2 separate regions of the Homo sapiens genome follow, and region 1 is linked to region 2. A link is an interaction called in ENCODE POLR2A ChIA-PET data of the cell type or tissue named here. Cell type or tissue: OCI-LY7. All regions are shown on one strand. Links, peaks and the distances in the headings refer to the core of each region. The heading gives the core; the rest is flanking DNA.

Evidence for each region. ChIA-PET counts read pairs that join two places held together with the same protein. Peaks named below come from ENCODE experiments on the same cell type or tissue, not always from the same donor. Only the 100,000 strongest peaks of a DNase experiment are listed, where the experiment ranks them.
Region 1: POLR2A ChIA-PET joins it to region 2 with 25 read pairs; 2 of 35 experiments call an interaction of 5 or more read pairs at or near these places.

What each region holds. Positions count from the first base shown.
Region 1 is chr11:128,714,936-128,730,444 of GRCh38, forward strand. The region is part of intron 1 of FLI1 (Fli-1 proto-oncogene, ETS transcription factor); the gene reads left to right. Among named protein-coding and RNA genes, the nearest start is that of SENCR, 27 kb to the left of the region's middle. RefSeq lists enhancers at 672-1,197, 1,137-1,296, 2,237-2,336, 3,005-3,524, 4,043-4,252 and 5 more. In OCI-LY7, for the core only: no CTCF peak of the experiment used is centred there; no DNase peak of the experiment used is centred there; H3K4me3 peaks cover 1,695 bases; H3K27ac peaks cover 4,000 bases.
Region 2 is chr11:128,803,380-128,818,888 of GRCh38, forward strand. It overlaps FLI1 (Fli-1 proto-oncogene, ETS transcription factor), which reads left to right. Exons shown (of 9, transcript NM_002017.5): 6 at 1,987-2,052; 7 at 3,801-3,860; 8 at 5,778-5,825; 9 at 7,080-9,888. The coding sequence ends at 7,609. Among named protein-coding and RNA genes, the nearest start is that of KCNJ1, 56 kb to the right of the region's middle. RefSeq lists an enhancer at 12,087-12,196. In OCI-LY7, for the core only: no CTCF peak of the experiment used is centred there; no DNase peak of the experiment used is centred there.

The DNA of each region.
Region 1 (15,509 bases), core at 6,097-10,096, 88 kb before region 2:
TGACCTCGTCATCCGCCAGCCTCAGCCTCCCAAAGTGCTGGGATGACAGGGGTGAGCTACCGCACCCGGCCCTTGAAGGCATTTTAGCACTTGACTTCCACCACAGCCCCAAGGAATCCATCTATCATGACTCGCACGCACCCAGTGAGAAGAACCAAGACATACGAAACTCAAGTGACTTGCCAAAAGTTGTGCAGCTAGCAGGTTCTGTCTGATACCAAAGACTTTACTCACTGCATATGTGAAATATTTTGAGATTTTCAGAATAAGAGCTCAGGGTTGCTAAGTGATTAAACATATACAATTAATTATTCCTGCCCTGGAAGACAAGAGTGTTACCATTAGCAGAAGTTTATTTTTGCAATTCCTCTGGCCTTCTGGTGTTCCCACATGCCTCCACCCCTTTTCCTAACGTATTGCTTGCCTGTTGTTTAAAGAAAACAAAAATTTATTCTCAAACTTGTCCAAATAGAAATGAATTGCATTAAAAATAGTGAAAGCCATGGTGAAGGACTGAAAAAGTTGAGGAGTCAATGACATTTGCAGAGCCCCTGCTGTGCAACTTCCATGGGACTACCAGGACCGAGGCTATATTTTATTAATAAGATCTCAATTTGTAAGGGTCATTTTATTATCTCCGTATCCCCCATCCCACCTCATTTAGTTGGATGATCTAGAGAGAAAACAGCATTTCTACCTTCTTGCAATGGAAACAATAGGCTTTGCTTGTGCCACTTTTATTTTCCCACTGGGGAATCTGAGAGATGACCTGATTGAATTCCACCCGTAAAGGTCATGCTTTGAATTCAAGGCAGAGGAAAAAAAATGAAGAAAACATTTTGCAATGATACCCCACGAGTCCTGAGCATGCTGGGGCCTCTCCTGGTTGCATTGTGGTCTGCTGATAAGGATAACATTAATGACAAGTGGAACATTTCCAGGACAAAGGAAATTCCCTGTTGTATTGTTTAAAGGAAGCCACCATCCACTAAGGAGAGCAAGGTTTGTGATGTAGGCACAGATTTCCCTGCAGGAGAGGCAGGGAGAGCTGCCAAGCTGCCTGTGAGTATGCCTGTCCTTAATTTCATCTGGGGAAGCATTTGCATGGTTAGAAGTCAATAAGGGGTCATGGCAGTTTATGGCATTGGTAGGGTTAGGAGCCAGACTGTTAGAAATGGAGGCACATTGGCTGGGGGAGTAAAAAGCCTGATTCATACAATGCAGCCCATTTAGGAATCATAGCAAAAGCACCAGGAGATTTAGAGAAGTTGATCTGGTTTTGAGTTTAAATTCTGGACCTCCTTCTCTCCCCACCCCCTCCAAGCCAAAATGTCAGAAAAGGGCCTGGTTTCCCTTTATGGAGTGCAAAATAAACAGATCCTCAGCAGCAGGAGAGGGGCCCAGTTCCCCAGCCCATAATGCCAGAGCTGGGGGTGGGGGTGCTGTGGGGAAAAGCAGTTATTCTTCTGTCTGGTTAGTATTTGGCATTGACTTTCATTTTCTCCAACCTCTGTTTTCTAGAAGCCTGCCTGTACGGGAAGTACAGGAATAAAGAGAAGCTGATCGTGGGGGTTTTCTTGCCAGACTTCAAAGGAGGTGGATTTTTGATTTTTGATAGTTTGGAGAGCTAGTTCCAAAAGTAAAAGCTGCTTTGGGGACTTGAACCTAGACACTGGGATCTTAGCCGTGTGCCCATCAGAGCCGCTGCTCTGCTCCTGATGGAATGGAGTGCTCTGGGCTTCCCACTCTCCTCTCCCAGTCCAGGAGGGCTGGAGCTCTGGGCATCTCAGGGTCAGCTGCGGTGAGCCTGGCCACAGGGCTCTGCATTCCTTCTGGGCTTTGCTTGGTTTGAGTGGGTGTGACCGCCAGTTTACTCTGGAGAAAACTGAGACAAAGAGTCTAAATTGGGCAGGATCTTGAATCTAATGACTTGTTTACAGACCCTGTACTTTTTCCAGTGCAGGGAGGAGGAAGAAGGCAGGGCATGCTCGTCACTGTGGGCATGGGCACATTGCTGTTTTCATCCTAAGGAGGTAGGACAGCTTCAGAAAGCAGCAGGGCATCTGCCTGGCAGCCAGCAGGCAAAGTGGCATGCTGTGTAATTTTCCAAGGTAGGGAGGAAGCAGTGGCGGCTTCTGCTTGGTCCTACCGGCTTGGCTTCCGGGGCACACGCTGCTCTGGGGAGAATGCCTGACCCTGCCACATGAAAGGCCTTGCTTCCTCCCACTTCAGCTTCAAGCGATGGGGAGATTACCCTCCTCACCCCTGCTCCAAGTGCATCACAACCCAGAGCACCCAGCCAAGAATGCACACCTGTGATGGGGCTAAGGAGGCCTCACTGGACCTGTGTAAGGAGAGAGGAGATTCCCAGGAGGACCTCACTAATAGAAAAGCACACGCATGATGGTTTTGCTATCGTGTGACATTTATTTCATACTTGCTACCTGTAAGAAATTCCTTGAAAACGAAATAGTATATGGCAAGATTTAAGGACTTGCTCTTCCAGATTCTGGAGGTCCTTCTGGAGCCCAGGGATGCTGTTTCTAAGGCATGTAGGTGCTGAGGGTCTACCCCAAAGGGCAGTTTGGGACTGCAGGGCAGGCAGGAAGTGCCTTTGTTTGTGTGCATGCCAGGCGGTTTATAAACATCCCCTTTACTTCCCTTGCCAACCCAGGAGTATATATTGCAATTACCACATTCTGATGAGGAAACTGAGGCTCAGAGAAGTTAAATCATTCACTCCAGGCCATACATCTGCTAAATGTGTCATGCTACATCCACTTTGCACCTAGTTTGAACAGGTTTACAAAGCAAGTCAGTAACCCCTGCATGCCTGGGTGCCTGAAGTTGAAAAGGGGTGGCTCTAAGATGTGGTCTACTACCTCTCCTGGACTGTTGCAGTTGGGTGTGGCTGATTTGAAATTGTGCTTCAAAAGAATGAGTTCTAGTCCCTGAATAGAGGAGCTCACACCACAGTGCACTGTAGATCTTTGTGATCCAGAAGTCCTCCAGATGTTCCCAAAAGGATCTCTAAGGTGTTGCTGGGGATGTTGTGTGTATAGGGAGTGTTCCCTTGGGGGCCTCTGAGCCCTCCTGGCAGAGAAGCCTCATAGATAATGGCATCCCCAGAAAACTCTACACTTGGAATGGGACCCAAATTAAATACAGCACCAGCAAGACTAACTGAGCCACTACCTGGAATATGTCAAGATACAGCAACTAACACTTACTTTATGTTTGTCATTTGCAAACCCTATCATGTCCGTTAATCCATTCAAATGCTGAGAGGTAGGCAGGGCAGCTATTATGATTCAAAAAAGAGGCCACATCTTTGTGGATTTGGGTTCTAATCCCAGCTCCTGCCGTCACTAGATGTGTGTGGTCTGAGCAAATCCTTCCACTTCTCCTAACCTTAGTTTCCTCATCTGCAACATGAGAAACTTGCTTTCCAAAGTGCCTCAAGCTATGGGAGTGGGGATACGGGAATGAGTCTCCCCAACATTCAGAGGCTCCCCCAGAGCTGGCAGCCCAAGGCACACCACTAAGTGCCACTGCCTTCTCCTCCCCTCTGCTGGCCGGATACTGACCAATGGAGAAACCAGGACTGGGGCGGGAAGGAGTAGGTGGTAAGATTCTTTTTCACTTGTTTCCTGCACCTGGAGACAACAGCAAGACCATTATTTGGATGAGTTATTGTTTAGAGTTTTGTTTGTTTTGGTTTGGGTTTTTTTAGCTTTATGAAAAGAAATGCCTATTTTTCAAATTTCAATTGTTCCTTTCTACTGCCTGTCCAAGCTCACTACTTTTCAAGAGGCCAATCCCTGGGTAAATCTTAGTGAATAGCAGTCGACTGTGTTATTTATCTGTGCCCCATGCTGGAGGTGCAGACTCGGTGAGACCAGCAGAGCAGCTGAGGTTAGACTCAGTGGAAAATCCAGAAGTGCAGATGTGGATCCAAATTGGGCTGAAAAAATCTCATGAGATCAGGCTTTCTTGGACTTCCTGCTTTTAGCCTAAGCACTATGTTCAACATAAACGAACTTTCGGTATTTTGAAACTTCCGTTTCTGATCTCAGAACCTGGAAGTAAAGAGCTGTTGTGAACATTTCCACAAATTTTGTCATGGTTATTCTGGAGGCAGAGTTGAACCCTGTAATTACGGAGCTTTGGGACTCACTACACCCACAGTGGCCTGCCTGGATTGCAGTATGGGAGAGGGGAAGGCATTTTGGTGGAGAGTCCAGGCTTTGGAGACAGGCAGGACCCTGTTCAAATTCTAGCTCTGCCATTTCCGGCCATGTGACTGGACCTGTCAGAGTCTCAGTTTCCTCATCAGTTAGATTAAAAAAAAAAAAAACAGTTCGTAATGTTGTGAGGACAAAATGGTCTGCGTGTGTGTGTACTCTTTCTCCCCTTTTCCCGTGTGTGTGTGTGTGTGTGTGTGTGTGTGTGTGTGTGTGTAAAATCTGTAATATTTATTTACTTATAGCTTGAATAAGTTCCCCTGGGAGTCTCAGGCTGCCTGCCTCTGATAGATGTGACATTGTGAAGTTGCTGAAATCCACCTAATTAGCTGTCAAAGAGTGCATTATACAAAGACAGCGAGGGCTCTGCATTCAGTCTAAGCTCTAAGGACTGGCACGATCTCTGGTGGACTTGAAGGGCAACGGAGACTTACTGCAAATTTTGGGAGCTGAATTACATTCATCCCGTCTACTCATGTTTCTGGGGCCTCATTTGCTTTCCTGGGACAAGCAAGGGCAAGGCGCTGGGCAGGTCAGTGCTGTGAGAAAGCAAGGTGCTCCAGCAGCATGGAGTCACCGGCTGAAATGGACAAGAGCTATGCAGGGCAAGGAAAAAGGGAGGAGAGGGAGTCAGGGCCATGGGAGACAAGGGACATGGAAAACCCACCCAAGGCTGCTGAGAAACAGGACTAAGTTAGTAAGCCCATCCTGCAGGTGCTACTACTTCTTCTCTGTTTCTTGGCTTACTTTTTTTTAAAACTCATTACGTGCATCGTTTAAGTTCTTTAAAATAATGATTGCAGAAGTGTCACTTCATCCTTGTATAAAATTTAAAACGTATAGAAAATTTCAAAATAAGAATGTAAAAGCACGCATAGTCTCACAATACAGAAAGCAGCCGATTCATATTTTGGTGCCCTTCCTTCCGGTCTTTATAATGCAAATATATAGACATATATGTATTATTTTATCTAGCCAGAATCATATTGCTTTGTAACCTCCTTTTATTCTCTTTATATTAAATTACGGCCATGTTCCTGTATCATTAAATATTACACTATATCACTACTTCTGATGGAAGTACAGCAAACCACTAAACACGGAAGTCAAGTCCTGGGCTCTGGAATAGTATATATTATTTTAGTTATGCCCAGCTTCTGGACCTGGGATGGCATTTTGTAACAGACGCAGCCTTATCTCTTTTGTATTTTCATAAAATCTTCAGTATAGGCTCTAAAAAGGAGCCCACGTGAAATGCTGAAAAGACGATGTTTAAAAAGTCACAAAGTCCCCCTAGAGTCATAAAACCAGAAACACTGGGGGGTGGGGAGGCCAAGCCGGGCCTTCGCTCACCTCCTTGTGCCTCTTAATGCAGCCCAGATGGAAGCCCGTCCAAGACCGGATTGCAGGCAAGCCCAGGGCCCGATCTGATAGCACAAAGACACCCACAACTCTGAATTTCCTGCTACCAGGAGGCCTCTTTTTGCATAGGCTGTCTGATTTACACATACGTGGAAAGCAGCCACTAATAATAGAAGGGTTGCCTCTTTTCTTCCGTTGTCAGACTCCGCGGGCCCTGCTCAGTGACTCCCGCGTCTCCAAGCAGCTGCCTGCCTCTCTTTCTGCCCCTCACAGCAACAGGGTCAGCCGGGCTCCTTGTAAGAAAGAGGCCAGGCCCTCTGCGCCTTCTCTGTGTGTGGCGGAGGTGGGGAAGGTGCTTTCTGAGGGCTCTTTGTCTGGCGAGCAAGCCGGACCTCTGTGCAACAGAAGCCGCCTCTGGCCACCCCCGGCCCTTCCCCCTCCACCCAGTCAAGTTCTGCACAGCCAGTGTTTTCTCCTCCAGCCCCAGCTAACCTGAGCTCTCTCAACTAATCCAGAGAAGCTTCTGGAGAATCTGTCCTTGCCAACTAGGGGCTGGCAAGTTCGTGAGAGAGAATTAATTCTCTGTGAGCCCCTTAAGACTAGTAACTATGTGGAGCTCACCCCTGTAGGATGCACCACAGACAGCTGGAATGGTCAAGCCCTTCAGGGATGCCTTCTTCTGCTGCCTTGATTCACATGGTGCCATCCACTCAATCATTCATTCATTCCGCCAGCCTGTACTTGGCACCTCCTATTCTCAGCACGGTGTAGAATATAGGGATGGAAGAATGGAGGCGAAGACAGACGAGGTCCCTGCTGTCACAGAAGAAACAAAGAATAAAAAGAGAAGAAACTAGAATTGAAGAGTCTGTGGTGGGGATTGCAGGGGAGATGCCTGTCAAGTTATAAAAGGCCCTAATACATTTTTGCTTTATGTTTGAAATTGTGACCCTGTCCTTAGCCTATTCCCAACCAGCCTCAAGCATGGTTCAGTCTCACAGTCCAGCTGCTGAGCTGTAGAGAGACCATCTCTTTATACAAGATCAATTATGGGTGCAAGAGCATGCCTGGCTCAAGCACACAGACCCACAGACCCTTGTGGTCAGGGAGTTCCTACATGAACCCAAACCTTTGGGGGCTGGGATGTTTACTCTTGGCACTCTGGGATTTCCTGTTTCTAAGAAAATGGGCCTAGATGCTCAGCTACATTAACCAAACAACATGTTGACACAAATGAATCTGAAGCTTGCCCGCTCCAGGCTCTCTAGAAGGTCAGGTTTGGGAATGAAGGCATTTGGGTGACTTTCCAAACTCTGAATCCCAAGCCCAGTGACTCAGGCCAGGTATTAATTTGAGGGATCTGCTTCCCTCCTCTTCCTGCCTAAGAAGGCCCCACTAAGTGGCTAGAGTCAGAGGCTCCCTGGTCATCTTGAGTAGTGGGAATGCTTCTCCTGTCTGTCTGCAGCTGGTCTTAGAGGGAGGCAGCCCAGGTAGTATGGTAGGATGCTCCAAAAGACCCACCCCGCAGAAACCTCCATCACGTTTCTGTCTGCCTGAAATCCTTGCCATGGGTTCACTCCTTTGAACGTCCAGGAGGTTCATGTAAAAATGTAAAAGTTACCCCCTGACGTGACTTAACCATATGACATTTGACACACGACTATATGACATTTACTATATGGCTGAGCCTAGCAAGGTCCTGGGAATATGGAAAACCTGAAACATTTTGACAGGGTATGGAGGAGAGGAAGGGGAGAAAGCAGAGGAAAAGCTGACAAGGTCAAGGGATGCTTCTCGGAGAAGGGAGAAGGGCAGGAGGAGGATGTTCAGGCAAGGAGCAGAGCAGCCTGGAGATGCCAGTTTGGTGATTATGGACACCTTGGCTGCTTAGCCAGAGGTGGCCCTCACAATGCCATTCCTGCTGTGCCCACTGCCCAGAGTGCCAGCAAACACTGCAGGATTTGCTTGCTCAGACTTCAGGCAATGCAGCTTTGTCTGCTGGGGAGAATCTTACCATTTTTAACCTGTATTTGAACCAAGAGATTTGCGTGACCTCCACAGGAAAGTGCAACTATCTTCCAAAAATGTATAAATTATCAAAGATGTATTCTATAACAAAAATGACAGTCCTTGAGATGTGGTGGATTAATATTGCTAGATCAGGAGCTACTCAGATGAGGTAAAGTCCCTTTGGGAAAGCACAGAGCCTGGGGAATGAGGGATGGAGGCCAGTGTGCAGAAAAGCCGTGCGGAAACACCTCGTGCAGTCATTCTCCTATCGAGCTCTGGGAACCGCGGGGTGGGGGAGAATCCAAACAATCGGGAGGAAAAATATCCCTGTTCTAGCTGTTCAGGCTGCTGTAATGGAGTCCCATAACTGGGTGGCTCATCAACAGTGAATGCTTATCTCTCACAGTTCTGGAGGCCAGGAGTCTGAGATCAGAGTGCCAGCATGATCGGGTTCTAGTGAGGGCTGTCTTCCTCACTGTGTATCTGCGTGGTAGAAAGAGGGCAAGCTAGCTCTCTTGGGTCCTCTTTATTAGGGTACTAATCCCGCTCTGAAGGCTCCACCTCCACGATCAAATCACCCCCTGAAGATCCCACCTCCTATACCATCACATTGTCCGTTAGGATTTAATGTATGAGTCTGGGGAGGGACACAAACACTCACTCCATAACAACATGACAGCTGGCACCATGGCACAATTAAAGAGAAGAGAGGAGCAAGTGGGGGCTCAGGCAGTGTAGGCGGGATGGAAGCTCCCTGTGGGCTTGGACTCATGTAGGAGGGCTTCATGGAGGAGGTACATTGTGGTGCAGGAAGGCCCATCTCCATGGGTGTCTACGTCTCCAGGTGATGAGTCAATGTCTTTGCAAACATCAGAAACCCAAGAAGCATGGTGAGCAGGAACACTATGGGTAATCTTAGGAAATTTGTGCACAAGGATGGAGACATTCCAGAAAAAGAAATAAAAGAGGTGCATTCCTGCTGCCATATATGTGCTGAGCCCCATGAAGCAGTGACATATGGGAAAGAAAGGGGAAGAAGGAGGATAGGTATAGAAAAACCCTGCTTGAGATTCCAAAAGTAGATCAATGCAACCCATTTGTTCTTTCATTAATGTAATCATCCTTTATTGAATACCTACTATCCTGGGCAGTGTGCCAAATTGAGAATGCAATTATGCATAAGACATGGTCCCTGTCTTTGATGAATTTAAGATCCTCTGAAGGAAAGAGGTGTAAATGAACACTCACACTAAAAACAAGTGCTTTCATGGTGCTAGGTGCAAAACATCACAAAAACCCAACCACAGGAGCAACCAGCTCTACTGGAAAGACCCAACAGAGTCAGGAACAGATTTATAGAGGAGGAGGAACAATGGAGTTGATTTTTTTTTTTTTTTTTTTTTTTTTTGAGACGGAGTTTCACTCTTGTCGCTCAGGCTGGAGTATAGTGGCGCCATCTGGGCTCACTGTAACCTCTGCCTCCCAGGTTCAAGCAATTCTCCTGCCTCAGCCTCCTGAGTAGCTGGGATTACAGGTGCCCACCACCACTCCAGGCTAAGTTGTTTGTATTTTTAGTAGAGATGGGGTTTCACCATGTTGGGCAGGCTGGTCTCGAACTCTTTACCTCAGGTGATCCACCCGCCTTGGCCTCCCAAAGTGCTGGGATTACAGGCATGAGCCACCGTGCCTGGCCTGGAGTTGATTTTGAACATGACTCAGAATTTACCAGACAGGGTATTCCAGGGAGAGGGACCAGCACGGAAAGGGTGTGAACATGGGATGGTGCCAGGCCAGTGAGAGTGCCACGGATATGGGGCAGCAGGTGAGGAGGCAGGACACAGGTGAGGCCTGACCCCAGAAAGCCTATTGTGCCAGGCTATAGGGAATTTGGGTTTTCTGTTGTCAATGATGGGAAAATCAGTGCAGGTTTCCAGAAGAGGATGTGACAACTCACATTTTGTTCAATTGAGTTAAATAAGCACTTATAGAGTGTCTACCACATGCAGAACACTCACTGAATCGAGTATGGATGATACAAAGAAAAATCTATCCCAAGCCCTCCTGCCTACACTGCCTGAGCCTCATGGGACCCTAAATAAGTTTGGTAAGGAATGAGTGGTGAGAAAGGGTGAGGAGAAACAAGAGCACACATCGTCTTGATACGGGATCTAAATGGGTGCATGGTTCTAGGAGAGGCACAAGGGTTTATGGAGGTAGAGATTCCCAGTGTCCCAGATTTGTTTCTTCACTCTCAGGTCAAAGCAGGCCTTATTTAGGAGGCCCAGTCATTCCTCATTTCCCTTCCTTGGTAATATCACTACGATTCTCTCTCCTCCCACTGGCCAAAGTGTTTGATTAAGCCTGCAGAGAATGATGGGGTTCAGTAAGAATGCCAGCAAAGAGACGGCATAAAAGCCACCCAGAATGGGGCTGACAGCGTGGCCTCTTGATAGTCCCCCATGCTCTGTCCAGGGGGAGGATGCTAGGCTGAGACTCTAGGTGTTCTCGTAGTTTCGATAAAAACTATAATTGACCACCACAAGTACCAGTGGATGTGTGAGGGTGAGGGGAGAGCTGAAGATGAGTAGTTTGTTCTGATTTCAGTTTATTTTGGGCTCTTCTAGCCTCAAGTCTGTGTTCAGCTAAAGATATATGGCTGCATAGGCAAAGGGACCTGTTAGGTGAGCCTGAAGGTGATTCTTGCATAATTCTCAGAAACTCAATCAAGGTCTTCCTGTATCTCCCGCTTCCTCCCCTTTCTCCTGCCTCCAACCTGCACATGTCAGTGCATCCACATGCACACACATTCAAGCAGGACATAAGGCGGCCGGCCGGTCCACTTCAGATCATAACCAAAAGTCTTGGCCCCTCACCACTCACCTGTCAGCCTCAGGCAGCCAGGGACCCAGCATGGGAGGCACACCTCATGAGAACTACCCCAATGCTCAAGTGCCCGCAAATGCCCACAAACCCTTAAATGTGTCTAGGAACCTTTCACCAACTGAAGCCTGACTGCAAGATGAAGGAAGGACCTTTGGAATGTAATAAATGATTTCTAAAAAGACATCTCATCATCCTTTCTTTCATTCTCTCTCCCTCTCTCTCTCTCTCTGTGTGTGTGTGTTTGTGTGTGTGTGTGTGTGTCTGAGTTGCCTCAGGGCTGGTGGTTTCAAAACTAGCAGCTGCAAACTTATGAAGGGAAAAAAAAACCCAAACCACAAAACCCCGTCTTGTGAAAACTGTGTGCCAGTCTAAAAGTGGCAGTCCGTGCAGGAGAAAAAGCCTGTCAACGTTCAGGGCAGAAGCAGGCAGTGTGAGATCACAGCTGGCTCTTGACAGTGAGGAGGAATTCAAATGTGTCCTGGGCATGGGGACAGTAGGGGACAAGGACAAGGCAGAAGAGAAGCCGGAGGGGACTGAGGAGTCCAGATCCTGGCTGGCCAGGGGAGGCCTCTCTGGAATGGCTCCGTGCTTCAGCTGAGCCCTCTGAAAAATTCAGCTTCCCAGATGCAAATCAGACCAGCTGCTACTATCACATTACTGAGTCTTCTTCCAGAACCCCCGAGGTCCGGTCTCCCCTCTCCATCCACTCAGAAGCTTCTGAAGCATGACTGGCAGACATAAATCTCCCCCAACCGCTGGCTCAGCCCCCCTGCCCTCCCCTGAAGCTGACACCCACCCATGCTCCCCTGTGTAGGCTCACCTTTCAGAACACTCCCGATTACACATTAAGACGCTGCCCCAACCCAGCCCCAGACTCCTACTCTATGGCTAGTTTCAACCTACAACTCAATCCAGGGGTGCAGGGGGCTGGGGGTGCAACCGGGAAGCCCAAGGGAAGATCCACTTGGAGAGAATGAGGGTCCTGCCTGGCCCCAAGGCTGGACAGAGGAAATCCTCAGGTGTCATCAAAGATGAAGACTGGAGAAGGAGAGTTCCTGGAGGGACACTAACCAGCCTGGCTATTTCTCCTGCCACCCTCCCACCCCCCTACCCCCACCCCCGCCTAAGCTCCATACCAATGGCCTCTGGCCAGAACAAAGTGGATACTTGAGTCACTTGGCTAGATAGTTGGGCGGTGCCCTCTTTTGTATAGGAAAGGCAGGCCATCCATAGGCCCACAGACAGAGACAGAGGAGGCCAAGCCCCAGAGACCACAGTGGAACAAGTGTCTTGGGGTGCTTTGCCCATAGGTGCAGCTTAATGAAGGACAGCCAGAGGACACGGTTGTAAAAACAGGGCAGCAGAAATCTATGTGAATATTATAAGTATTTGAGGAGAAGCAAAGTTAGTGAAGTGATCAAAACGGAATGGGGTTAATGACAGAACGCTTCAAGGAGGAAGTTAAGTTCTGAAGGAGGGGAGGGACAACGGCTGGGGCAGAGGGGGGAAGAGGAAGTGTGTTCTGCAGGGGAGGGTGCTGTGTCTTTGGGAAGGGCAATACTGATTGCATGGTGGCCCTGGGAGCTGTGCCACTCTTGAAGGTCCTGCCTGGCGTTAATATTTGGATATATTTTCAAAGAGGGAGAATCCTCTTCTGTATTAGTAATAGGCATGTCCGTAGTTGAAAGAATGTAGATTTTGGAAGGAGCACACTTCAGAATCAGATCTGAGTTGAGATCTTAGCTCTGCCACTTATAAGCTGGGTAACCTCCCAAGCCTCACCTTCCTGAACTATAAAATGAGGAAATTATTTCATAAGGCTATGGTGAGAATGAAACGAGATAACTTACGCAAAGTCCTTAGTTCCATACCTGGCAAACAGTAGCTCCTAAATCAATAATGGCTAGTATTATGTATATACTTTATAGCTTATGGATTAGAAAACCAGCGATAGCAAGCCACTTTAAGTCCTCAAGAGGAAGAGTGTAAGGAGTTGGGTGGTCTAGATGCTGATCTCAGCAAGTCAGGCCCTGTTTCAACCTTTCCGTGAGATGCAGGCAGCCAGGACCTGGACAGAGCCCAAGGGCCAGGTCTAGAGTAGTGGTTGCGGAAAGGGCTGATGTATCAGCTTCAAAGGCTGACTTGCTGCAGCCCAAGACCTTGGTACATAGATTTAAGTCCCATCTGATTGAGAAGGAGGTGCATTCAGCCACATGTGTTCATAAACACTTAACAACTGGCTCTCCAGGTTTGTGTAATTTGCACTTATTTCATGATGCCCAGCTTCAAGCTCCCACTGGGCATGCAGTTGAGAAGAGATGCGTGCAACTGGCTCTCAGGAACCTCATGAGCCAGTTCCAGCACACCACTGCATCCAGCCACCCTGTCCCACAACCACAGCCCATCTCAGAGCAAAAGAGGCACCTGTCCTCTATGTCTGACCTAGCTTTGTCTAAGTGGAGAGGTAAGGAGTTAAAGCGGGGAGAAGAGCAGGCATTCCTGCTCTCTTCTCTGTCCCACACCGGCCAGAAGTAAAGCTTCCCTCCCTGACCCACTTCCCCTCAGGCCAGTTCCATACTGACTAGCAAGTTCATTTTCCTCACAAGCTGAAACAAAACAAAACACAAAACGTGGCCCTCTCCCTTGGGCCTTCAGCAGAGTAGCTCCGCTTTAAGAGGAATCACAGGGTGCAGCCCCAAATGCCATGGAGTCTGATAGTGCAGCAGGCCGGGGGCTAACGCTGTCTCCACCCAGCTCACCACGCAGGTGGAGCGGCCAGGACATGGGCATGCCTTGGCCTAGGCAGTGCACTTCCGGATTCCCTTTGGGAGGCAGCAGGGAGGGTCTGGCCTCATCCTTAATGAACTATCTGGCAGAGGCTGTCACAGAACCATGGGACGCCAGAGCCAAAAAGAGCTTAGTAATCACCTGTGTGTCCCTTTGCTGCGCAATGAGGGTGCTGCGGCAGAGGCCGCACCTCTTAGCTGTGTCACCTCTGGAGCTGGACCGCCCTCTCTGGCCTGCTGCTGGTGGTGCTCCTGCGTGTTGACGCTTGGACACTTTTTGAACAACATTTCTTCCATAACTGCAGTGGCCCCTGTGAGTAAAATCTCCCTGAGGCAGGTTCTATGCCTTCTCTTGTCCATTCCCCTTGGGCACCCAGTATGCCCTGAGTGTCCTTGTGACCAGAGCCACTCCTGTTTTGCAGTAAGGGAAGCCAAACAAGGAGCAGAGTCAAGGCAAACGTTCCAGTGCGTTCTGTATTGGGATTCTTCCCTTCAGGCACAGAAATTCTCATTTGCACTCCCCATTTGCCCTGGTGGGCATCCCAGCTGTACCTGAGTATCAGGTAAACCTGCCTTGGCTACATCAAGTCCAGGGATATGATGAACCATCTAGAACTAACCACATTCAATTAGTCCCCTAGCCAAGGGTGGGGTGAAGGAAATGAGAGGAACCTACAACTTTTTGCAACCTCTACTCCAACCGCCAGAGACACACCCTTCTGCCTGATGTTCTTTGACTCAAGGAGTTGAGAACCACTTTGGGTCTACACAGATATGACACAGCTACCCGTGTCTGCCTCGGTTTAGAAAGAGCTGGCTGAGCTCCTGCGTGAATCCTAAAGACAGGACGGTCATTTGAGTTTCAGCTGCAGGGATTCTTCTGCTAGGCACCTCTGCTTTGTAATCGGATGTGTACGAGGGCAACACAAAGGACTCCCAGCCCGGCTCTGCCAAGAGACTTTGTTGTGCTCCATGGTTCAAAGAAAAAAGGTAGGGGGAGAGATTAATGGAGCGAGAGGAGGCAAGCTTATTATATTTATCAACCATGTTCGCATTTCAAGTGCCCTGATTTATCTCACAGGTGGGAGGGAAGAACTGCTGGCAACCCTTCTCTCAGGGCTGTGAGTTTTGGAACAGGATTTCCTCTGCAAGTTGTCAAAGATCAGATAAAAGTCTTAATCTCAGGCACACACAGCCACAGGCTTTGGCCTCTGCCACTGTGTGTTCAGCTTTCAGTGATGAGACTGAACAATGGTTGGCGATGCTTTGCATTTAAAGAGGTGGGAAAAGAAAAGGATCAGAGTGGAGGTATGTGAGGCATATGGCACTGCCCGGGGGAAACACGAGTGCACCAAGCAGGCTCCAGAATGAACTCAGGACTCAGGACAACTGAGGTCCCCTTTTGCTCCCTTTGGTGTCCTTTTACCAGTCGTCATGTACACTAAATCAATGCACATACCTGTCACCCCTTTTTAAAAGGATGGCAACCAGATCATTCACCTCTCCTTCCCCATTCCAAGAGCCCGGTTCTTGAGAACCAGGCTGGAAGAGCATGTCCCAGGTACTGGCTGGTGGGACTGTGGAGATGGGAAGCATTTTGACCTTGTTCTCCAGAATGATTTTTGCTAAAGAGATGCTTATTTTTTCAAAATGCAATTCTATAACTTTAATGCCTTTTCAGAACAGAAGAACTGCACCTTTTAGGCACCATGTTGATTAAGTGGCCCTGTGTTAGGGAGTGCTCTGAGGAAACTATGTTGATCTGGCATTTGACCTTGAAACATTTCTAATATCAGAACACAAAGTTCATTCATGTTGCCAGAGCTAGCCAACTGAGTTAGCAAGGGAAGTTTCAGGAAACAGAAAAGTCGAAAATCTTGAAATCTGGATTCTTTCTGTTCTCAAGTCCCACTCTGATTTGTATATTATCACCACCTTGACTATGCCTACCTTGTATTGTGCATTTGTTAAGTGTGTACTGTGTTAAAAACTTTACTTATATCCTCTCATTCCATCCTCACAACCCTATTTTACAGATGAAAACTGGAATCTCAAAGAGGTTTCCTAATTGGCTGAGGTCACCCAGACTGCGGGTGTAGGCCACACGTTTACGCTCACCTTTGTGGGTCAGCCTCTCAGTAGCTGCGCTGCTCATCCTATTCATTTCTGTGCTTACTCAATAGGGAGAAGAGCTGGGTAAGGAGCAAATCGGTGCTACTAAAGT
Region 2 (15,509 bases), core at 5,356-9,355:
TCCTCTCCCTCCACATTGCTCTACTTCAGTGGTACAGCTCCTCCCATGGCTGTCTCTAGACCTCACCTTGACATCTCACCACCCACCTCTGCCTTGTTCCTACCTGATGCACTCTCCCCTCTCCAAAGAGTCACCTGGCCCTAGTTCCACTCACCTCTCTGTCAACCTCCAGGAACCCTTTATGTGTCCTCCATGCCTTAGGCACATGACCCGTGTTTCCTCACAATCACAGTTACCCTCTCATACTCACATGCAAGGACGAGGAACTTGTTTCCTATTACTTCACACCCACTCCCTGGCCATGCACACAATACAGTGCAGAAGTTGGTCCCAAATCTATTACCAGAGGCCTAAGCAGCAGCCTCCTCCTGCTCAAAGAAAAATGTTCTGCCGCTGCCAACATTGCACTTCCTCTGCAAGACATCTCAGAAAATGCCCATCAGAGCCTTCCACCTCATTCCAAGCTTGCAAGCAAGCTGGTCTTTCATTTGTCTTGTTTGTTTTTAAGCAAGAAGAATCCCTTTAGAGGAGGAATTAGGAAAGAAAAAAAAGTCAAACAGAAACAGAAGGAGTGGAGGTTTGTCTCTCTCTTTTGTCCCCTGCCTTGCCCTTCCTCCCTATCCCATCCCCCTCACTTTCTGTGTTGCTTTTCATGCCAGTTGCTAAAGACTGTAATTTTAAAACTGAACGGGCTTTTCCAGAGCCTTGAGGAATGTGCATCTGCACGTGGATTTTTCCACAAAAAAAGTGTCCCTGTCTTTTGGATCTTCTTAGCCAGAAACAATGAGGCCAGGCAATCAGAGTCCATCCGTCTTCCCAACTCTTATTCTAATTTGTTTGAGAGGCTCAGAAGGGGCTGAAGGGCATGGTTGTGTTTCACCCCGTCAGACTCTGTTGTTTGATGAGGTTTGTGCTCCATTTGTTCGGATGGTTTTTATGGTTTCTTTGTTGTTCATGGAATAACTTTGAAGGTCATAATTCTGTATCCTCAAGCTCCTCTGCTATTCCTGCTCAATGTCTCAATGGGACTCATACCAAGAGAAAGGGAAGGAAGAAGTTTCCAGCTAGTTAGTTAAGCAATTTCTCAACACATTTATGGAAGCATGTGGAATCTTTCAAGAAAGGGGTTACGATCACAAAAGTTCGATTTGAGGAGTATTCTCCAAGACAACTGAGAAGCAAGCCCTTAGTCATGCCCAGGTGGGGAGCAGGTCTCCAACCTCTCATTTCCTGATCCAGCCCCTTTCCCAGCCACATTTCTGGCCTCTTCCCTTTCTCTGTGGTCATCAGCCCAGCCCTCTCCACTATCAATAGAAAAGCCCGAGAGCCCTCAGAGAGCCTGGAATGTGCTCCCACCGCTGTGATGTCATCCCACATCATCCATGTGCTGAAATCAGGGACTGGAGTCGGCCCCCAGGAATGTCATGGCCATGGGCTTTGAGACACTCTTCTTATGGGCCTTTCACCCAATCCAGACCTTGCCTGCTCTTCAGAGCTGCTTGAAGGATTTTGCTACAGAACTATGGACATTTAAGAAATGTCTAACCTTGTGTCAGTTTATATTTGTAGAACGCTTCATAAGGTGCTTTTCCATATGTTATCTCATCTGATCATTTCCACAACCCCATAAGGTAGATAAAACATAAATTTTTATTTCCGTATTAAAATTGAAGCCCAGAGGAGACTTTTGATTCATCCCAGGTTTCACAACAAAGAGTGTCAGGAAGAGAACTTGAACCAATCCTCTGACTTCACATTCAGGGTTCTTCCCATTACTTTGGCTCCCAGATAAGACTACAATCTTCTGAAAGTCAGAGTGTTAATATTCCAACCCCAGGGGGTGAGTACACTTCCAGAATTTAGGGATGCTTTAAAAGCCATTGCTGAATTGAATTTTATTTCTCCTGATCACTACAGATAATGCTCATGCAACTTTTCTGAGAAGCAGGCGATGCTAATGTACCCCTATTTGTTATTGTTCATTAGACCCTTCTTATGACTCAGTCAGAAGAGGAGCTTGGGGCAATAACATGAATTCTGGCCTCAACAAAAGTAAGTAAATGTTTTATAGTTCTTTGGAGGAAAGCATGTTTCTGAGGACAGGATTGGAGAACAGGATCATGAGACACAGGAGAGCAGCAAGCATTTGTTTCCCTGCTTTTTGAGTAGACATCAAAATTATTTGCCAATTTAGGGCCTTTCCATGATACCAGTCCTTGAAAGATGATATGGGATTTTCGTTTAGATTTTTGAGTTTTGTTTTATTGCGCTCGGTTTTAGAACATGGGAAATTTGAAGGTTTTCTTGAGACAAGGTTCTGTACCAATGAATGGTCACTGTCACTGGGTTTTGCTTTTGTTATTTAAATCAAGATAATGACTCTCTATAATTTTGCTCCCGTAACTGTTGAGGCTAAGTCGTACCAATTTCCCCATTCCCCTTGATACTGGGTAGATTTCCTCATATCATCATCTCACCACTTGGTGGAGAAATTGATGTCTCAGAACCCTGCCATCTCCTCAACAGGTTATCTTCTGTCCCTGATGAGGAGATGCCGGGGGGTCTGGGACATCAGGTTCTCCACCAAGTGGTGAGATGATGACATGTCGAAGTCTACCCAATATCCCCCAGTAAGAGAATAAGGGGCAAGAATGACTCATGAACTCCTGTACCAGAAATCAAACTTGCCATGCCTAGGAAGCAAAATATGAAGCACATGAACAGGTGGTAAAGGGAATTCTTTCAAGAAAGAGGTTGGGGTTACAAATTAATGCCCAAACAATAACCAAGACCCCTTCCAATTATGTGTATTAATTATTTACTTACTCTGCACATGACATTTGGCAATATAAGATTCACAAAGATGAATCAGACATGCACTGGTCCCATAAGCGGGAGAGAGAAATCAAGCACACACAGAACTCCTTTCTTCTGGTTGGTATCAAGGAAGGCTTTGTGGACCTGGTAGCACTTGAGTTAGCTCTGGAAGGAGAGGCAGGATTTGGACCTGTGGCGATATGGGCTGGGGAAGACATGAGCTTGGCATGTCTGACAGTCAGTGAGGACCTCAGGTTCCTGGAGCTTAGGATGTGTGATGCAGAAGAAGTCTGGAAAGGTAAGAAACAGAATTGTAAATGATGCTATGAAGATATGCCTTAGTTCTTTAGGCAATGAAGAGTCACTAAGGTTTTGAACACTGGCGTGTATGGTGGGTTGTGGGGAGACAGAAGAGTAATGAGGACACCAGTCAGACTAAGCCAGAAACCATGCAAGAAGCAATACAGATCTGTGATGCAGAAGTGATCATGGGAATGGAAGGGGTGTGTGAGAGATACCAAGGAGGAAACTCACAAGACAGGGACACCAGGAAGCAGCTGATCTTTGCTCAGATGTCACTTTCTCAGTAAGGACTTCTCTAACTTTCCGATTTGAAAATGAAATCCACAGCCTCAGTACCATCAGTGATGCTATACTGTTAGTTTACTTTTTAAAAATTTGAAAATGAAAAGGTGACATTTAAGCAAAGACAAAATTTTAAGAATTTAAAAATGTGTTTATTATTGTCTCTCCCATTGGAATGCGAGTTCTACCAGGAACTGCTTGTTCATTCCTGAATCTCCAGCCTGGAGAACAGGGCCAGCACATAGTAGATTCTAGGTAAATGTTTCTAAAATAAGATGAATAAATGAGTCAGTGGAGAGTGGGCGAAGGAATGAGTGAGAAAGCACATCTGTCAAGACGTCTTGCTCCCCTCGGGGAGCTGGGTCCTACTCACTGCATTTCTTTCCCTCTTGCCACAGGTCCTCCCCTTGGAGGGGCACAAACGATCAGTAAGAATACAGAGCAACGGCCCCAGCCAGGTACCTGCCCAGGATATGTAATCTCTCCTTTGCTTCCTGCACAGTTGTTGATTTCACATGGTCAACTGATGGAGGGTTTAAACAATATACCACATATGTTTTCTCTTATTTCTCTCAAAGAGGGTCTATCTTTGACCCTAATAGTCCTGTGAATGAAGTAACAGGTACTGACATCAAGTAGAGACTTGTTAAATATCAAAGGTGAAAGAACTTGAAGATGAACTATTCCAATGCTTTATTTTGTTCAATAAAGAAACTGAGGCCCGGGGAGGTGAAGTGACTTGCTAAAAACCATACAGCTGGTTAATGAAAGAAATAGGGCTACAATCCCAGATCCCCCAAATTCCTGTCCAAGCCTTTTATGCTTCACCAAACCTTACTTTCAGAAATATCCCCATCCTGTGATGAGTTGGCTTAACAATTAAGGCAGAGGAACTTTGAAAGCCATGGACCTGGAGACTCCGTATTGGAGAGGAACTTGGAGATTTCTGGGTCTATCCTACCCTCACCTCTACCTTACTTGTGCTTGTAGTAAAACAGGGCGTTGACTTTCTAGCTGGGCTCAGTTCCACTATCTGACCCAAAGTCTGCCTCCTGGAATTTCCACTCAAGCTTTTCCTTCTGGAGAAGCCTTCCTCCTGCTTCCTCCGAAATCCTTTGCATATCTGAAGACAGCTGCTGTGCCCAAGCCCCAGCTCCTCTCTCTATCTTCTTATGTGATGCAGCTGAGATGAAGTTCTGAACAAGTCATTTGCTTTGGGGTAGGCAAACATTGTTCCCCATCTCCACAGAAGGCAGAGCAAGAGAAAATCAACTGACATTTCACCTGGAAGGTTAAGAAAAAATTTGCTGACTGTGGATCATAAGTCAGATGTAGAGAGTTTTAAAGACTGTCCAATAACAACAAAATTATGCATTAGTCATCACCTGCCAAAAATAATTATCATATTAATGATGTGGATGAGAAAAGATGGTCTCAATGGGCTTAAGGACTTTTGAAGGTAATTTATGGTTCTAAGTAGAAACCCAAAAATCATAGTGATATTTTTAAAACTGCAATTATAGTTGAAAAATAGCAAAATTTTACAAAATACATGACAATTTTGCCAAGTCGAGACCCAGCTCTCTACCATGATTTCCTCAACTAACAAAAAAGGAGATAAACCTCTCACCTAAACCAGTATTGCAAAGACTTTTTCATGGCTAAATAAACACATACGTTTTGAGGAAAGTGAGATTTTAAGAATAGTCATTTTATAGCTAAAATGTACACTCTGGTTTGTGCTGACATTTCTGGCTTGTGTGACATTTCAAATCACAGAGTGTTATACTAGAAGAAAACTGAGGAATCCAGTAGCCCAACCCACTCATTTGTCAGATGAGAAAACTGATTCCCAGAAATTGTCCAACAAGTTATTTGTTTATCACATAGCTGCTGCTAAAACCCAGGCTGCTTGGTTTCTAGGCATGTGTTTTTCATGCTACATTTAAAAAAAAAAACAGATTAATAATGTTGTTAGTATTAGGTAGAGTTATTAAAGACCAGTAACCATGAGACCTGCTTTAAGCCCATGGAGTCAGCTGTCCGTTGTATCATTGAATATTATCCAGTTCCTTTCCAAATGTTTTCTTTGTTTTGCTTTGGGTAATGACAACATAATCTGCACATTTTAGATGCCAAAATAAGAAAAAGTAATCCTGTTCCTATTCTTTGTTCTTTCTGTAATTATTGAGATGAAGACCACAAATGTCATCAAGATCTTTGAGATCTGCAAATAAAAGCAGTAAAGTTTTCTGAAATCAGTCTTTCCTGTGATCTTGAAATAAAAGTATAAACCCTTATGGTTTTCTTATGGTTGGTACGGTTGTCATATTTTTTAAAAACACTGAAGCAAATTTCCTTTTTTATTTCCTTAGATCCGTATCAGATCCTGGGCCCGACCAGCAGTCGCCTAGCCAACCCTGGTGAGTTTACCTTGGCCTGCAAGCCTTTTTTGCCAGAATGTTTCGTAGCTTTGTGAAATCACAGAGACTTCTGTCCTAAGTCCAGACACCTGAGTGGGGAGTAACATGCACGTCTTTCCTTGAAATGTTCAATGTCTGTTTCTGGAGCATGTGAACAACAGGTCAGGGCTTGTTATGAGGTGTCAAGGTTGGTTAGCTGAGGATACTTCTAGGAATAAACACATCAGCACTGCACATGTGCACTTAGGTGTAGATGAGTAATAAGTGGCACAGGTAGGTAGGCGTTTCAATCAGAGAAAATGGGCAAGAAAGAAAAGAAGACAACTCCACTCAGCTCTCAGTTGTCTCCCGCATGCCAGGCACAAGTTCATAAATATTCCAAAGGGTTTTATTTGTGATTTTAGAAAGTGTTGCCAAGTTATCTGGCCTTATAAAAGAGATGTGTCCTGGAAAAGTTGCAGATATAGTCAATTTGACCTTGTACTTTAAAGATTTAGTATCAAAAATAACTCTCAAGAGGGTCCTTCTAAACCAAGTCCATCGAGATTGGGAGCTAGCAGGCCCTTGTCGCAGTGTGGCCCACTCACCTTCCCATCCCAGGGACTCTGCCTACCCATTCCTTAGTGCCTGGTCATTACTGCCAGAGGAGAAAGCAGCCACCCAGCATATTCTGGGTATTTTTCTCTCTGCACAAGTTCTCTGTAGAACTTAGAGCTGCAAGCCAAGCTCTGGGCCTGCCAAGGGCCAATCCAGGTCCTGTCCATCCAAAAGCTAAAGCTCATGGCGCAGCTTCTCCCAATGACTCCCACAGTCATGCCTTGCCCCTGACTTTTTATTGCTGACAGGGAATTCCCTGGGGGACATGACCACTAATTAGAGATCAGTCAGTGATTCAGGCCTTTCTAGATGAAGAGATTCAAAAGCCTTGCCAAAGGGATTGAGGGGGGATATGGCTCACCCAAGATCACACAGCTAGTTCTGGGCAGAGTTTGCACCTCACTTCCCACATTCCATTTACCAGGCCTTGGGGCAAAGCATCTTAGGATCTAACCTCGCTTATTATACCCATCTCCAAGGCAAGCAGAAAGGCAAATCAACAATGACATAAGAAGGGCTTGTCAAGTCGATCCCAATGTCGAAGGAAACAAAAGGTTTCTTTAAAAGGATGAGAAGCTCCCTGCATTTAGGGAACTGGGTTCTGCCTTCTCTGGGCTGAGGTGTTCTGTTCTCTCCCGTTTGCCTCACGGCGTGCAGGAAGCGGGCAGATCCAGCTGTGGCAATTCCTCCTGGAGCTGCTCTCCGACAGCGCCAACGCCAGCTGTATCACCTGGGAGGGGACCAACGGGGAGTTCAAAATGACGGACCCCGATGAGGTGGCCAGGCGCTGGGGCGAGCGGAAAAGCAAGCCCAACATGAATTACGACAAGCTGAGCCGGGCCCTCCGTTATTACTATGATAAAAACATTATGACCAAAGTGCACGGCAAAAGATATGCTTACAAATTTGACTTCCACGGCATTGCCCAGGCTCTGCAGCCACATCCGACCGAGTCGTCCATGTACAAGTACCCTTCTGACATCTCCTACATGCCTTCCTACCATGCCCACCAGCAGAAGGTGAACTTTGTCCCTCCCCATCCATCCTCCATGCCTGTCACTTCCTCCAGCTTCTTTGGAGCCGCATCACAATACTGGACCTCCCCCACGGGGGGAATCTACCCCAACCCCAACGTCCCCCGCCATCCTAACACCCACGTGCCTTCACACTTAGGCAGCTACTACTAGAAGCTTACTCATCAGTGGCCTTCTAGCTGAAGCCCATCCTGCACACTTACTGGATGCTTTGGACTCAACAGGACATATGTGGCCTTGAAGGGAAGACAAAACTGGATGTTCTTTCTTGTTGGATAGAACCTTTGTATTTGTTCTTTAAAAACATTTTTTTTAATGTTGGTAACTTTTGCTTCCTCTACCTGAACAAAGAGATGAATAATTCCATGGGCCAGTATGCCAGTTTGAATTCTCAGTCTCCTAGCATCTTGTGAGTTGCATATTAAGATTACTGGAATGGTTAAGTCATGGTTCTGAGAAAGAAGCTGTACGTTTTCTTTATGTTTTTATGACCAAAGCAGTTTCTTGTCAATACACGGGGTTCAGTATGACACAGAATCATGGACTTAACCCGTCATGTTCTGGTTTGAGATTTAGTGACAAATAGAGGTGGGAAGCTTATAATCTAATTTTAGGAGGACCAAATTCAGTGGATGGCAACTGGAACATTGATTGTAAGGCCAGTGAAGTTTTCACCCAACTGGAATTTGATGGAAAGAAGGTTTGTGTGTTTAAGACGCCAAGGGCATTGCAGAATCCCTCTCAGTGGACAGTATGCACTCAGCTGACCACTCTCTCTAGAAATAGTCAAGATATGAACTAAGAAATTTTAATGCAAATACATACATTCCTGAAAGACGGGGAATTAAATTACTAATTTTTTTTTTTTTTTAAATGATGACAGTGGTCCCAGAACTTGGAAAAGTTGTAGGGATTTCTAAACTCAAGCAGATTCGCAAGTGCTGTGCGCTTGTCAGACCATCAGACCAGGGCCAACCAATCAGAAGGCAACTTACTGTATAAATTATGCAGAGTTATTTTCCTATATCTCACAGTATTAAAAATAAATAATTAAAAATTAAGAATAAATAAACGAGTTGACCTCGGTCACAAAAGCAGTTTTACTATCGAATCAATCGCTGTTATTTTTTTTAATGTAATTTGTACATCTTTTTTCAATCTGTACATTTGGGCTGTCTGTATGTTTTTATAGCTGGTTTTTAAAAAGCATAATATGCCTATAGCTGAAAAGGAAACAGGGCTGTTTAAGTCACTGACTTATGAGAAAGCAAAGCACTGGTACAGTTATTTAACAGGCATACACAAGCAGGGAAAAGATAATCCATTTAGATCTTTAATGCTTTGGAAATGCGTGTAACAGTACTGCAATAATCACAGCTCTGGGAAAAACAACGAAACTTTCCCTTGTGGAGAGGAGGGATTTTCCTGCTCTATATAAGCAACATATTTTTAGACATTAAAATATATATAATTTTGCAGGTAATTGTTGACTTTTTTAACTATATTAAGTGTTAAGCTGACAACTGTCAAAGAAGACCATGTTGTAAAATAATTTGACTAAATAAATGGTTCCTTCTCTCAGTGCTGAGGACAGTTTTCTTATTTACCGCCCCCGTTAGGTCAAAGGGTTTTCCCTGGGGAACTTTCCTATTTACTTCTTGCACTATCAAGAATTTTTCGAATGTACCTACTGCAGTACAGCAGAAGGTAAAAAATCAGTGTGGTTTTTCATTGTTGTTGATGATGTTTGTAGTGTTTTTGTGTGTGTTATTTAAATCTTCCTCCAGCCTAAAAGGGTTTTATAAAACAGCAGCTAAGGCCATGGATAAACCTGTATGTAAGGACTGGAGCAAAGCGAGCTGGTCTATCCAGACTGGTCTGTGAGATTTAACTCTGCAGCCTCCCCTGGGCACTTCAGACCCAGACGGCCACCTTCTGCCACTCCAGCAAAGAATAAGCGCCCTGCTTCCTTCAGGTCTCAGACCAGGACTTTATGGCTCATGCAGATTTTTAAGGTCATTTTTCTTCCCAAGGAAGAAACTTGCCTCCAGTTCCTTCACTGTTAGGTAGCTTATTTTCATTTTCTCTATTTTACAATGAAAAGAGTGAGACCTGGGAAGTCCTTGATTTGCAAGGAATTAGACTCACAGCATTGGTAACCCTAGAACCTTCTTAGGGTAACACTAAGTACCTTCTAGACAACATGTCTACCTAAATGAAATGGGATGTGTTTCGGAACATTTGTCTCCAGTTTTTTTTTAATCTTGCACCCTGCCATTTAAAAAGATGTGTAAAGCACATATTCTCAACATATGCACATTGATTTATAAATCATATATACAAACTGTTACATTATTCTTCATATTAGAAAACAAATACAAAATAGAACATTTTAAATGGTGATATAAAAATAAATTGAAACTGAAATTCTACTCTTTTCCTCCTATTTTCTCTATATTGAATATCCTCTGCTATTAACTCTCAAAACAAAGATGTTGGTCTTTAGTGAAAAAAGTGTATGCATGTACTGGATTTCTAGTGACTTCCAAGAAAGGAGAAAATTAAAACTTGGTATTAGTGGCCCAAGCATAGAAAGAGGAATGATGAAGGCCAGGTATGTTTAAGAACAAACTAGCTGAATTCTTTGGCAGATCTCCATCTTAGCCACGCAATTTCCCCATCAATTTTGAAATCTGCAAAGTATTCATTAGGGAAAATGGAGGCATATATTTCTGAGTGCTGTAAGAAGATGCTCAGCCCATTAGTTCATTCTTTTAAAGGTTTTCTTTATGTGTCCTACTCAAACACTGGCTCAGGCTCATCTTCTCTACACAGTCATAGAGCTTTAGCCAAATCTCGCCCCCTGAATATGTTCCACAGTGATTTGTCCTATGCCTCAGAAGCTGGCCCACTGGCTGACAGGACTGGGGCACCATTTTCTCCTCATAAGCATTTGTACAGAGGGGGCACTGGCATTTATTCCCCTGCAATGCCCAGATTGAACGTTTGCTAGCTGGCTCCAGGGCATGCAGCGGACTAGTCCCAGAGGACAAACAGAATCTTTGCCCTCCTGTCTGCTAGTCCAGTCTTTTCCCTGCTGGATCATTCTGTGCCTGTGCCATGAGGTTTCTGCCATCTAACAAACAGTGCCAGCCAAGCAAAGCGGGCATGCAGGCCTGCAAGTGGTTCTCATGGAAGCTGTTCCTCCCCACAGTTTGGGACACTGACCAACAGTCCTTTAGCAGGAGGTCGTCTTAGTCCATTTGGTCTGCTATAACAAACTACCATAGACTGGGTGGCTCATAAAAACAGGACTTTATTTCTCACAGTTCTGGAGGCTGGGAAGTCCAAGATCAAGGTGCCAGCAGATTCAGTGTCTGGTGAGGGCCCTTGCCTTGGTTTATAGAGGGAACCTTCTCACTGTGTGCTGATATGGTGTAAGGAGCAAGGGAATGCTCTGGGGTCTCTTTCATAAGGGAATTAATCCCACTCTTGAGTGCTCCACCCTCATGCCCTAATCACCTCCAAATACCTTCACATTGGGGATTAGGTTTCAGCATATGAATTTGGGAGAAGGGACAGACACAGTCAGTCTATAGCAGAGGTCATCTTTTTTCAGTGTCGAAAAATGTTGTTGAGTCCCACACAAAGGAAGTTCTATTTTATTTTATTTTATTTTATTTTATTTTATTTTATTTTATTTTATTTTATTTCTGGAGATAGGGTATCTCTATGTTGCCCAGGCAGGTCTCAAACTCCTGGCTTCAAGCAATCCTTCCACCTCAACCTCCCAAAGTGTTGGGATTACTGGCGTGAGCCACCACACTGGGCCTATTTTCAATATCTGTTATTTTAAAACATTTTTAATAGTCAACAGCCACTAGAAAATGTAATGACACTTAAAAAGATTGTTATTTTACTTAACCAATAACATCTGCATGCAAGTGAGCGATGAACATACACAAAGGGAAATGGATTAAGAGGTTCTCAGATAAGGTTTGCTAGTTTAGACCAAATGAGATCAGGAGGTTCTAGAACACAAGGGAGGAAAGCAGCATCTGTCCACCCCAAGCCAAGTTACTGCCAACCCAAGGCAATGCTTAGTGGATAAATAAAAACCTGAACAAAATGCAGTACTTCATGTGAGAGGTGGTTTCTGTGGACTTGGATTCTTACCGTATTTCCTCTAATATCTGTTCATTACAAGCATCATGTAAACCTGTTGCCTTAAAAACTCTTGAAAAGGTGTCCTTTGGGGGAATGTGCTTGGGGGAAGCAACCCTTAAGCATGGCTGTCTGCTGCCCAGCCCCACTCCCACACCTTGCTCAGAAGTTCCTCCACCATCAACAGCACCACTGAGCTTGTGTCCAGAAGGCCCTCAGGGGGTCGAGGTAAGAGGATGCTTTGTATCAGTGGGGGCAGGGATGGGAGAGGTAATAAGAGCCGGGATGGGGGCCAGGGGAGTGACTGGGTTCTGGTGAGCATACAGAAGCTTTGCTGTTATTCAGGAAGGAATGCAGGTTTTGCAGAAAGCACATTGGGCATTTCATCACGTAGAAAGCTACTGAAACTGACACTACACGCCCTCAGCCAGGGAGTCCCGCTAAGGGATTATGAAAGGCAGGCTGATACCAAAACTACAAATCCCAGGCTCCCCCGGGGGATGGACACTTGTGAGAGGAAGTGGGTTAGCCAGTCAAACCTCCAGGGTTTCAGCCAGTTGAGAAAGGATAGGGAGGGAAGTTTTAAAAGGAATGTGGGCCCACAAGCCTGGGATCTGTCTCTCTCTCTCAGTCTGATGCGGCCTCCTGTCTAATTGTTTCAGTCTGTCCGAGCTGGTAAATCCCTAAGCACATAGTCAATTTACACTCAGCTTAAAAGCTCTAGAGGGAGACAGGAAAAATTTCCAGTGAGACCACTCACTCACCTACAACTGCTAGATTAACCTTCTGCATTTTAACTGAGTTAACTCATATGTTTTCTTAGTGGGAGGAAAGAGGCAATTTGAGTAGACAAATGAAAATGAATACAATGCCAGAAACCCTGGGTTCAAATGCTGGCCCTTCCACCTACTGGGTAACTTGTCTTCATCGATTAACTAGGACCTGAGTTATACCTCCTGCATGAGTTTCTGTGAGGCATCGGACGACAGTGTGGAAAACCCATTGTAGACTGCTGTACAGGAGGTTTATGGATAATCATCGTTGTCTGCTAGTATTGGCTAGTATTTTTCAAGAACATTCATTAAGTCCTTGGTAGCTGGTGGGCACCCTGTTTGGGGAGTTCAGTGCAGGGTCATTTTTGTTTTGTGGTCAGAAAGACATTTTCCAAATGGGTGCAAAGTAGAAATAAGTTGGGTTTTCCAGAGAGTCTTTGCATTTTCCCCATCCACGGCCCTCCCAGTGCCCCACTTGGGCTTTTGCCCTTCCTTGGCTCTATGTGTGCACCTAAAGCCAGGGGAGCGTGTGGCCAAGCTGCAGGATGTTGCAAATAAAATGAGATTTTATAAAGGAATGCTAAAAATGTGCTTTCACAGCAATGTTGGATGGGATTTTTCAATCGGCTAAGAAATAGAGGTTGGGAGCTGGGATTTTATGCCCGGCAAGCTCGGAGCTTGATTTTTCCATCTATAAAATGAGGATGATTTAATAACTGTACAAGAGTATCACTGGAGTTAAGTAAGATAGTGTACATAAAAATGCTCTGTATGTTGAAAAGAACTAGGAAACTGCAAGATTTCCTAGGTATTATTGCCAAGGTCTTACTGTCTTCATCGAGAGGCAACTCCTCTTTACCTTCAAAACTCTGTACAGGTCTCTGTTCCTCTCTGATCTAAGATAGAGTGAAGCCACACTATTCTATTCTATTCTATTCTGTATTGTGAATATACATTGTGATTTTTTAAAAAACTGTAAAATCTTGAAATAGTCACAAACTTCCAGAAAAGTTAGAACAGTACGACGAACAATTTTTAGTGAATCATTTAAGAGAAATTTGCCAACCATGCTTCATCAACCCCAAATGCTTAAGGGTATATTTCATTTAAACAACAACCTTTTCCTACATAGTCCAGTATAATCAAGAGAATCGAATAACTAATGCAAGCGGATTACTCCTATGTAATCCCGAGGCACCATGCACTGTTGGCTGATTGTCACCACTGCAGTCTTTTGGAGCAAAAGGTTCCCATTCTAAAACACTGATTGTGTATAGCTGTCATCTACCATTAGTCTCCCTCGGTCTTTCAGGTCTGTGACAATTTTGAATATGACAGGTCAGGTATTCTGTAGAATGTTCCCCAATTTGGGATTGCTGGTATCTCTTCGCGATTGGATTGAGCCAAGGCTTTTCTGAGAGGACCATCGCAGAAGTCATGCTGCCTTCCTCTCCTGTATTCCATTGCATGGTACATCATTTCAACGTATCCCGTTATTGATGAAGTTCACTCTTTGTTTAAGGTGGTGCCTCCCAGCCTTCTCCTTTGAAAAGTTATTCCTTTACCCTTTGTAATTAATAAGTATTTTGCGGAGGTTTACTTTCAAAATATGTAAATATCCCATTCAACATCAAATTGCAAAGTATTCATTCATTTATTTATATCTCTAAGACTCATGGCTCTCTATTTTATTGAGTGGATATGATCTGTTCTTTAATGATTACATTGTCCCAATGGAAGGATATTCACGCTGGCTTCTGTCTCCTTTGACATGTTCCCATCAGTCTTTAAGTGCTTCCTTACTTTCTCGCACAACAACTTATTTTGGAGTTTCTGCCCTAGCCCTGGAATTAGTCATCTCCTCATGGATTCCTAGTTCTTTTTAGTGGAAAATGCTATTTAGAACCCAATACCTGGGGGATAGATGTGCCAATTGCTAATGGGGTGTCCCTGCTCCCAGGCTCCCTCAGTGTACAGAGCCAGGCAATAGACGTAGATACATACATACACATATATTATGTATGTATGTATGTGACTATATGCACTCACGTACATACATACATATACAGTCATGCCTTCCTTAATAACGGGGATACATTCTGGAAAATGTGTCCTTAGGTGATTTTACAGTTGTGAATATCATAGAGTGTACTTCACACACCTAGATAGAACAGCCTATGACACACCTAGGCTACATGGTACAGCCTATTGCTCCGAGGCTACAAACATGCACGGCATGTTACTCTACTGAATACTGTAGGTGACTGTAATACAATGGGAAGTATTTGTGTATCTAAACATGGAAAAGGTACAGTAAAAATATGAGGATAAAAGTTAAAAAATGGTACACCTGTATAGGGCACTTACCATGAATGGAGCTTGCAGGACTGCAAATTAATCTAGGTGAGTCAGTGAGTGAGTGGTGAGTGAATGTGAAGGCCTAGGACATAACTGCACACCACTGCAGACTCTGTCAACATTGTACACTCAGGCTACGCTAAATCTACAAAACCTTTTCCTTTCTTCAATAATAAATTAACCTTAGCTTACCGTAATTCTTTATAAAGTTCTAAATTTTTTAACTCTTTTACTCTTTGGTAATAACATTTAACTTAAAACACAAACACATTGTACAGTATAAAAATATCTTCATATCCTTATTCTATACACTGTTTTTATTTAAAAAAATATTTCGTTTTACTCCTTGAAATTTTTGTTAGAAATGAAGACATGAATTCATATTTAGCCTATATCCTGCCTGAGGCTGTTTTACAGTTAACTTTCTAAACATGTAAGTAGGCATTATCTACGTATATCTAAAATCTATCATTCTAAAATAATGATAAAAATCTATCATTTTAAAGTAATGATACATAAACAGTAACATAGTTGTTTACTATCATTATCAAGAATTACGTACTCTACACCTGCTAGACTTTCATAGACCGTCAGGGAAGTAGGTTTGTTCACATCAGCGTCACCACAGACATGAAGATTGCATTGCACTTCCACAGGGCATGAGCACCGATGTCACTGGGTGATGGGAATTCTTCACCTCCTTTATAGCCTTGTGGCACCACCATTGCATATGGGGTCTTTCACGGACCTAAACATCT